Regions from separate parts of the Homo sapiens genome. Here region 2 is linked to region 1. The links are chromatin contacts, found by Hi-C or POLR2A ChIA-PET in ENCODE. All regions are on one chromosome and are shown on one strand. The core of a region is the stretch at or near the end of the contact, and the rest is flanking DNA. Distances in the headings are between cores, read along the strand shown.

What was found. Hi-C counts contacts between places; a loop is a spot of excess contacts on that map. ChIA-PET counts read pairs that join two places held with the same protein, here RNA polymerase II (POLR2A). Pooled maps may share reads with other maps.
Region 2: a map of mammary epithelial cell shows a loop between it and region 1 (4-fold over the local background). The contact joins the enhancer-like site here to the promoter of TGIF1 in region 1. A Hi-C loop is called at or near these places in 5 of 168 maps with a recorded cell type or tissue (MCF 10A, PC-9, heart right ventricle and 2 more), 1 of 37 single-sample maps with no recorded cell type and 7 of 50 pooled maps. POLR2A ChIA-PET finds 5 or more read pairs at or near these places in 16 of 52 experiments (A549, BJ, Caco-2 and 13 more).

The regions. Positions count from the first base shown.
Region 1 is chr18:3,446,851-3,451,812 of GRCh38, forward strand. TGIF1 (TGFB induced factor homeobox 1) reads left to right here and starts at 3,322. Exons shown (of 3, transcript NM_003244.4): 1 at 3,322-3,655. The coding sequence starts at 3,640. It overlaps LOC124904237 (a long non-coding RNA gene), which reads right to left and starts at 3,806. Exons shown (of 2, transcript XR_007066269.1): 1 at 3,682-3,806; 2 at 156-336. RefSeq lists silencers at 1,342-1,411, 3,072-3,181, 3,212-3,371, 4,012-4,061 and enhancers at 1,533-2,154, 2,122-2,261, 2,155-2,774, 2,362-2,551, 4,639-4,962.
Region 2 is chr18:3,364,866-3,369,720 of GRCh38, forward strand. No RefSeq gene overlaps it. Among named protein-coding and RNA genes, the nearest start is that of LINC01895, 17 kb to the left of the region's middle. Within about 2 kb of position 3,451, at least 4 of the 41 ENCODE cell types and tissues checked have a DNase peak (open chromatin) inside an H3K27ac peak, as active enhancers do; they include HCT116, PC-9 and mammary epithelial cell, where a contact is called at or near this core.

The DNA of each region.
Region 1 (4,962 bases), core at 2,072-4,571:
CTGGAAGTGAAAGAGATCCAATGACTGGGTGAGTCACCCTTTCTCCACCTAGAACACAGTCCTTGATGGAACTCATGCTTTATCAATTGTTGTTGAGTAGAAGAAACAAATACATCCTCCAATCTTCACTTGGTGGACCTGGCATCAAAAAATAATCATATTAAGTGCGTTTATTAGTACACTTTTCTGGCTTATCTGCCTTTCCAAGTTTCTATTTGAGTTCTTGCCTTTGAAGGGTTTGCAGGCTGTGAAAAGTAACTTAACTTTTTAACAACTTTCTTTGCTTGGCCTTGAGGCAGCTTCAGAAGATAAGACGCCAAAAGGAACTATGTGTGCCTGGAGAGAAAAAAAATAATGGTGAAAAACGTTTATCAGTAGCCTCCGCCAGCACCAAGCAACGCCTCAATTTTACTCAAGCAATTTCCCAATTCAAGTAACATTCATATGAATCAGCAAATAATATGTAGCAAATTTGAATCTATATACTTTAAAAAAAAAAAAAAAGCACTGGAAAGAATCTTAAAAGTCATTGAATCCGTTTTATAGCAAGGCCCCGAGACTGGAAGGGACTGACAGAGCTAGAAATGAAACTTGTTTTTCCACCTCGAGAAAAACGAATCAACAAAAAATACCCTAAGCAATTGCTGGTATCTGAAGCCCACTTTTTTGAGGCTGTTCCCTTTGTTACGTTGCGCTGACCCTAGGCACTTTCTTCCCAGAATGCACCAAGAATCCGAAACTCCAAACAAGTTTGAGATCAGCGTTGGCTGGGGGGAGGCAGTGGGGGTGCATCTACGGGAGCGGTTGGGCTGTAAGCTTTCGCTACATCACAGAATTGTGCCAGTGTTTCTCTTTGGAGTGCCTCGCCAGCTTTAACAACCGTTTGGATATGACTTGCTCGGGCAAAAGTTGTGCATTGGCCCGATCAAGCCTGACTTCTAGCCAAGGTGAGTTCACATCTCCGTTTTTTCCTCCCCCTAATTCGAAAGAGGCTTTCAATTGTCTCCGCCCCTCCCCCCTTCTCCTGGAAAGTTTGTTTTCAAGCTATAAACCCTTTCCAATTCTCGGTTCCCATCTCGGTTGCCTGAGAATCGCAGTCATTAGCCAAGTCCACTTGGACGAAAGCAAAGCTACCTTTGTGTACATAATGAGAGCCACCGCGTGGCCAAGGAGAACCACGGGGAAGAGGGAAACATTTTTGTCTCGAGCTGGCTAAAGCGGGCGGGGGGGGAGGTAGGGTTAAACCGACCGAAGGCGTGTTTTGTGGAGTGGCTTCGAAAGCGGCCGAGGCAGCCGAAGCCGCTTTCGAAGTTAGCAAACAAAGCGTCTCCCCAGTAACCGCCCGGTTCCAGACGAGGCTCCTGCCACTCAGGCCGCGGAGTCGCAGCGTCGCCCAGCCCCCGGCTCCTCCTCCCTGCGTCTCTCCTCCCTCCGCTCCCGGCTCCCCAGCGGATAGGAGCCACCAATCCCAGCCACAGACAACCCTTCAAACGAAATAGCGAGGCGGCCCCCTCTAACGGGCGGCGGGGGCGCTGGCCCCCTCCCTGCGCCACATCTGTCCCGCACCGGGCGCAGCAGCTGATTCATCTGCAGCCAGGTCCGGGAAGGAACTGTGCTCCCGGCAGTTGCAGGGCAGCGTCCGGGCGGGTGGCTTGTCCCCAGGACCGCGCTCCCCCCGAGCCGTTTTAGGTGTGTGTTCTCTTCTGTCCCGAGCAGTCAGCAAACCACAGAAGAAAAAAATCGTAAGGTTGCTGCCTTCTTAGAGAGACGCTTTTTTTCCCTGTTGATTCATTTTAGTCCTGTAATTGGAAAAACCACCCAGGCTTTTTAAACTCTGGCCTCCACGCATTCTAGGGGCGGGGGTGTCTTTTTTTTTTTTTTTTTTTTTGAGGGAGGGTGGCAGGCTAGCTCTAGTTCCTGAAACAGACGCTCCGAAGTCGAGTTAGTTATCCCTTGGCCGTCTTAGTACTCCTCGGGTTTAATCTTATTTCCACAGAGTTTCTTCTGCCGGGATCTCCACCGAGGTTACCGAACAAAAACAGCACAGAGCCCAGACTGGAGGCAGACCCGGGCGCTGTCTCTGCTAGGCTTATTTACGTTTAGGGCTTTTCTTTCCTTTTTTTAAAGTGATGGGGGAAGTCTCATTGTGTGGCATGTGACAGTTCGTTTGCTTCAAAACAACAGGACGTAACCACGCGAAAACTAGAACCAGAGGAGGGGGCATGCGTTTCTTCAAGTCAGCCAAACAGCATCTGGTCTTTGAAAGCGCAATTTCATCAAGAAACTCCTGTTGGATCCCTCCTAACTGTGGACCAAAATAAGCCAACAGGAACGGGTGTTTACTTAATGGCTAGTTTCTGTTTGAAATGGGAGGAGGGATCCCCTAGCAGGGTTCCAATCCGAAGAGTAGACACTGTTGACCGAAACAGACGAGCAGGCACGGCGTGGTCACCCCTTAGCTATAAAAGTGGCCGCTGCCGGGGTTCGGCGACTCGGGGTGTCAGGCGGAGTCTTGGTGAGGCAGGCGCGCGCCCGGCCGTCCCCGGGCAGAGACGTTTAAAGAGCATGTGAGCGTGACAAGTGTCTGTCCGCAACGTGTCAGATTTCGAAACTGCCTTGCAATCCAGTCCGGAACTCGCAGCTTTAGCCCGGGGGAACAGACGTTCGTTTAGGCTGTGTCTCATCATTCCCCCCCGCCCCACCCCCGCCGACCTCCCACTGTCGCTGCTGGAGGAAGAGCCCCGGGAGGAGAAGGGTGCGCCGCGCCGCGCCCGCGTGTCAATGGCAGCCGCGCATTCTGGAAGAAGTTGGTTCTTGTCTCGAATACTTTTCCTCCCGTGCCCCGCCCCTTGAATCAGAGGCGGCTGTCTCGTGCGGCTAGAGCAGGGCCAGTAGAGTTCGGGGCAGCTGTCAAAAACGAGACGGGGAGGCTTTTCTTCCCGGGGGTGGAGGAGGGAAGGAGGGAGGTGTCCTTTTTTCCATCTGTTGCAGTTTCCGAACCAAACGCACCCTCGCCAGCCCCGGGAAGAAAGGCCCAAGGGAGAAACCTGGGGCGCTCGGCTGGTGCCCCCACCGCCGGGCGAGGGATGCGGGCGGTCCGTGCGCGGCAGGCGGAAAGGATCGTGTTTCTGGACCCGGCCACCCCCCGCGTCCGCACCGCCGCCCCCGAGGGACGAGTGACAGCGGCCGCCGCGCTCGGTCCAGTCTTCCCGGCTGGAAGGTGCGGGGGAGGGGCGGAGGAGCGGCGGGGCGGGAGGGGGACGGGGCGGGCGGCTGGGGGCGGAGGCAGGACCTCCTGTACCTTCCCTCCTCGCCTCTCTCACTCTGACAGCGCCGAGGTGCGCCGAGCAGGAGCAGGGAACAAAGGAGCGGAGAGGGGAGGGGAGAGAGTTGGGCGAGGGAGAGCCCCCGGCCGGCTGCCAGAAGATCCCGGCGGGAGGAAGCCCAAGTGTCACTTGAATTCCACCCAAGGAGCGGGCGCCTGGGATCAGAGCGTCCTGTTTAGCAATAACGGCTGGAGCACGTCCTACAAGTTACGGGAGAGTCGGCTGTGAAGGAGACGTTCGCTTATCCCCTGTGTCCCCGCTCCTGGCCCCTCCAGACCCCCGCCTTGCCTCGCGCTGGGAGGGGAGATCCAGAATGAAAGGCAAGAAAGGTAAGGCGGCCGCGGGCTGCGCGCACCAGAAGACGCGAGTCCGGGGAAACGTGCTGGCCGGGCCGCGCCGCGCGGAGTCACTTGGTGGACTTTTCCGCCCAGGGGCTCTCATGCTGGAGTGGCGGCCGTGCTCTTTGTTGAGGCTGCGTCTGAAACGGCAGCGGCTGTTTTCCTGCTAGACACAACACGAGGGGCTGTTGTGGGGCGAGCCTCTCCACGCTGCTGGCACGTTGTCAAGAAACACGCTCAGCGCCTTGTTTGTGCGCCTGCAAGTTTCATTGTCTCCGCCGACACCCCACGCTCGGCCCAGCCGCCGCGTGGCTTCTCGCTCTTTCTCGCGTGCTGGGGATATGGGGTCCGAGTAGGGAGGACCCAGCCCCTCGTTTTTCCCGATCCGGACCCAGGCGGCCGGGGCCGCGGGACCGCCGCGGCTTTGTCTGAAAGTTCCACTCCTAGGCTCCCCCCGCCCCCGCCCCCGCCGCCCCCCTACTCCCAGCCGGGCCCTAGCACTGTTCTTTAGGGATGTGGTGTTTTTACGATCGAAGGAATGCGATTCTGGACCCCCTCATCGCCCTCGGGTGTAAACAGCTTTGGAAAGCTAGACTTTTACAAATCCCCAGTCTCTAAAAGTTTTCCCACGATGAATTTTGGGGCAGGAGGAAGAGTTAGCACCCAGGGCCAGCAGCTTCAAGCGGCATGCAGTCAAAATGCGTCCAAATGTGACAAGCAGGCTTGGTTGTAAGTGCAAAGAGCAAGGCTGTCATTGTTTCCACGAAGTGTTCTGGAAGCTTTACAACTAAAACTTGCCGTCAGTTTGGTTTAAAAACAAAATACACCGGAGGGGGACGGGGGGTGGAGAAACCACACAAAACACCCCGAAAGGTCAGAGTGTGAAGTCCCTTTTGAAGTTAACAAAAATTGAGTCCCTGGCTGGGAGGTCCCCCGAGTGTTCCGCTGTGGGCTGGAGGTGGCGTTTCTGTCGTGATTTATGTGGAGTGGTTCAAAACAGAAGTTAATCACTCGGGAAGCGGACGGGAGGGGCGGCGCTACTGCGCATGCCCGGGAGCCGCCTGGAGTTTGGAACTCCACATTCTTTCAGACCCGGCCCGCTGCGGGGCGTTCCTGGGGGGTAGCCTCAAGGCCAGCGGGGTTCCTTCGGCTGCGTTTCTGTGGGAGGCCCTGAAACGCGCGGAGCTTCCCTCTGCCTCCAGGCTTTCCCAGCGAGAGTGAAATTAAACTTGAAACTCGGATCAACTGGCAGTCGTTGTTGGTAGAACGCCCTAAGGACCCCTCCCCGCGGGACGGAG
Region 2 (4,855 bases), core at 2,201-4,700, 82 kb before region 1:
AGCATTTTGGGAGGCCAATGTGGGAGAATTGCCTGAGGCCAGGATTTTGAGACGAGCCGAGGCAGCATAGTGAGACCCTATCTCTACAAAAAAATTTTAAAACTTACCCGGGCATAATGGTGTGCACCTATAGTTGTAGCTACTTGGGAGGGTGGGATCACTTGAGCCCAGGAGTTTGAGGCTACACCTCTAGCCTGGGTGATACAGCAAGACACCATCTCTAAAAACAAAAACAAAGAAAACTTCCACAAAAAAAAATCTGATTTCTTAGAAAGGAACAGGTCTTAGAATGGTTCTGGACCTCTTAATGACTACATTGTATGCAAATAAAATAAAATAACATAAAAATTCACAGGAAAATGATATTTGTATTTAGACTTCTCTTTCCAGTCAAATTTTGATTAAATATGAGACTGGAATGAAGATCTCTCCAGATGTTCAAGGGCTCAAAAAATTGATCTCTGAGTACGCTTTCCCAGAAAGATACTAGAGGAAGTACTCCACCAAAATAAGCGAAAGAACCTAAAAGAAGAAGACACTGAATTTAGGGAATCCAACAAAAGAAGGATGTGAACAGTACCCCCAGGGAAAAGATGAGGAAGACCCAGGAAGACAGCTTTGTTGCAAGCCTAGAGAGTCACAGTCCAGAGAGAGGCGCAGGTTGGAACATTCAGGTAGGGATGATTCCATGAAGAGACTGAGAGAAAATCAGATGTATTGAGAGGAGATTTAAACCATGGGAAAATTGAGAAATATGTTAATTATTGTATGTTGCTTAGAAAACTAAGCAAAGGAAAATACTTGACATTTGCTAACTCCAGTGAAAATACAAAGTTAGCAGTAGAGGAAAAGTAATCATCGTATACTGTATGGCTCAGCTACACAGCAGTGGCTAGCACTTACAGTCATAGGAATCAGTGAATACCAATGTAGCCAAAATTGGGATATGTAATGGGAGTATGGGAGGTGGTCAAGTCATATGTGTAGGAGATGGGGACATGGACAGAGGCAGCGAAGAAGTAAGTCCTTACCTTCTGATGTGGGAAGTCAGCAGATGGTACCTAAAAGTGAAAAATCAAGAAACAGCAGTGTAAGTGTGCTATCAGCGATAGGACGATAAAGACCAACAGTTGTCGCTGAAAGTTTGAGAGTAGTTTCCTTCTGCTACGATTTGAATGTTTTTCCCTCCAAAGCTCATGTTAAAATGTAATTGTGATTGCGACAGTGTTAAGAGGTGGGATCTTTAAGAAGTGTTCATGAGGTCATGAGGGTTCCAGCCTCATGAATGGACTCACGCTGCATTATTGTGGGAATAGGTTCACTTCTTTTTGTGCTCTCTCTCACCCTCTTTTGACCCTTCCAGTACGTGGCACCTTCCACCATGTTATGTGGCAACAAGAAGACCATCACCAGATGCTGACATCTGATATTGGACTTTCAGCCTCCAGAACTGTGCGCCAATAAATTTCTGTTCATTAAAAATTACACAGTCGAGGCTGGGCGCGGTGGCTTACACCTGTAATCCCAGCACTTTGGGAGGCTGAGACGGGTGGATCACCTGAGGTCGGGAGGTTGAGACCAGCCTGGCCAACATGGAGAAACCCTATCTCTACTAAAAATACAAAATTAGCTGGGTGTGGTGGTGCGTGCCTGTAATCCCAGCTACTCAGGAGGCTGAGGCAGGAGAATCACTTGAACCTGGGAGATGGAGGTTGCAGTGAGCCGAGATCGCATCATTGCACTCCAGCCTGGGCAACAAAAGCGAAACTCTGTCTCAAAAAAAAAAAAAAAAAAAATACACAGTCTGTGGTATTCGAATATTACAACACAAAATAGACTAAGACATTTCTGGACATTGGACAATCAGAACTAGAAAGAAAGGGCAGTGCAAGGGACTGCTCTTTTTTTTTACAGTAAACCTTATAGAATCATTTCATTCATTAAAGTGATATGTATAATAAATAACAACCAAATATTTGGAGAGTAGGAACAATAAAAGAGGCATCGTAATGAGGTAATTACCAGAATGGGAGGCTGGGGCCCAAGTCTTTTAACCTCTGTAAGACTCAGTTTCCTCACATATAAAATACAAATTATAGTATGGACCATAATTTTCTGGGCTGATTGCAAGGGATAAATAAACTAAGATATATGGTTTTGCAAATTTAAAGCACCATAGAAATGTAGAAAATTGTATTTATTAAGTGTATAAGACAAAAGGCGAGTAATAAAACTGGTTTAATGCAAAGAAACATCTGGCTCTTTGATACTTGTTTGCAGTCCTCAGAAACTTGAACTGAAAAATCTCTGTCATTCATAGTAGATGGCATGGCTAATGTTTATGGAAAAGAAGATGGTGCCACCTTCCACAGGGCACTGTGGCTGCTCTTATGAAACAAAACACCAGTGGAGTCTGCAACCAAACTAGTGTTCTATGTGTGTTGTGCACATGTCCAATATGTATCATAAGATGCTTCCTAAGGTTGCTCCTGAGACATCTTGCCTACATGCTACACAAACGTGGCTGCCTTAGTCCATTTTGGCTGCTATAACAAAATATCTTATAAATAACATAAATCTATTTCCTACAGTCCTAGAGGCTGAGGAGTCCAAGATCAACGTGCGAACAGATTCACTGTTGGGTAAGGGCCGTTCCTCAGGCCTTCTTGCTGTGTCCTTACATGATGAAAGAGGGGAACAAAGGACCGCTTTTATAAGGCACTAATCCCATTCATGAGGGCTCTACCTTCATGACCTAATCAACTCATAAATGTCCCACCTATTCACACTAATGCATTGGAGAAAGATTTCAACATATGAATTTTGGGGGTGACACAAACATTCAGACTATAACAGGGACCAAGTCTGTGGTGTAGGTAATAATATTGCACATATTTCAAATTCTTGGTTTTGAAAATATGCTGTGGCTATGTAAGATGTTATCAATGTGGGAAGCAGGGTGATGGGAACACACTGTACTATTTTTACAACTTCTCGAAAGTCTAAAAGTAATTCAAAACAAAAAGCTAAAAAGGAAGTATTTAGATCCAACCAATGCCCCAATTTAAAGATAATCCAAACTACATCTGGATCCCAAAGGAGGTCTGAACCCTCCAAGAACACTAGACTGTGCTGTGCTGCAGCAAGTGAAAGGCTGTATCGACACCTAAGAGGCTGATCTGTTCTCACCAAGGAACAGGATTTTCCCAATTCCGTTTTCCTGAACCATTTGTTCATTACTTCCCCTCAAGCCACAGTTTCATTTATGCCATTAAGAAAAATTATCACATATAATCGCCAACCTTGGGAAAAGAATATAGTCATTTTGTTTTCTTTCAGACCACAAAGTAGGAAATCAGAAGCCTTGGGTAAATTGAAAATCCCAACTTTGTTTTATTTAAGGGATGCCAAGACTCCCTGTGCCCCTGGCACTCTGGGTGGGGGGATTTCCTGCATGCCAAATTGCTAATGCAAGATGCATTAGCCCATAGCTTTAGAAGTTCCAGATTTCTTGGCACCAAAGGGTTATGAATAATCCTTTCCACTCCCCTTGACTGTTGGAGGACTTTCAAAATATTTTCTAGTCTTTACTTCTACTGCCCTTTGATCTTGTCAGGGAGAATCTAAGAGACCAACTTGTTTGTTTCCTGGACTAACAGCAATGCTTCTCCAACTTTAACAAACATAGGAATTACCTGGTAAAAATACAGACTCGCAGGTCACACTCCTTGAAATTCTGGGGTGAGGCAAGTTGTACCCAATATCGACAATGATTCCAGGTGATCTGATGTGGGGTTGACTATATATCACACCATGAAAATCACTGGCAGAGAGATATAAAAGATAAAGAACATCCTAAAAAAGTGCTTTGAAGGCCAGGCATGGTGGCTCATGCCTGTAATCCCAGCACTCTGGGAGGCTGAGGCCGGGGGGATCACCTGAGGTCAGGAGTTTGAGACCAGCCTGGCCAACATGGCGAAACCCCATCTCTACTAAAAATACAAAAATTAGCCGGGCGTGGTGGCCGGCACCTGTAATCCCAGCTACTTGGGAGGCTGAGGCAGGAGAATTGCTTGAACTCAGGAGGCTGCAGTGAGCTGAGATCATACCACTGCACTCCATACTCCAGCCTGGGTGATAGTGAGAGACTCTGTCTCAAAAAAAAAGCTGTGATGTGGTTTGGATGTCTATCCCTTCCAAATCTCATGTTGAAAGTGGAGTCTAGTGGGAGGTATTGGATGATGGAGATGGGTCCCTCATGAATGACTTAGTGCCATCCCCTTGGTGATGAGTGAGTTCTTAGTTCACACGAGATCTGGTTGTTTAAGAGTCTGGGACCTCCTGCTTCTCTCTCTTGCTTCCTCTCTCACCATGTGATACAGCAGCTTCCCCTTCACCTTCCGCCATGATTGTAAGCTCCCTGGAGCCCTCACCAAAAGCAGAGGCCAGCACCATCCTTCCTGTACAGGCTGCAGGACTGTGAGCCAAAATAAACCTCTTTTCTTTATAAATTACTCAGTCTCATACATTCCTTTATAGCAACACAAACAGACTAATACATCTTTAAAAGAAAAGAAAAGAAAGAAGAAAGAAGGAAAGAAAGAGAGAAAGACAGAAGGAAAGAAAGAAAGAAAGAAAGAAAGAAAGAAAAAGAAAGAAAGAAAGAAAGAAAGAAAGAAAGAAAGAAAGAAAGAAAGGCAGGAAGGAAGGAAAAAGAAAGAAAGAAAATTGCTCATTATCCACAAGATTTAGTTAAAAGATTACATGAAAAGCAAAGGGTTTGGTGAGGCGTGGTGGCTCACGCTTGTCCCAGCATTTTGAGAGGCCAAGGTGGGAGGATTCTTTGAGCCCAGGA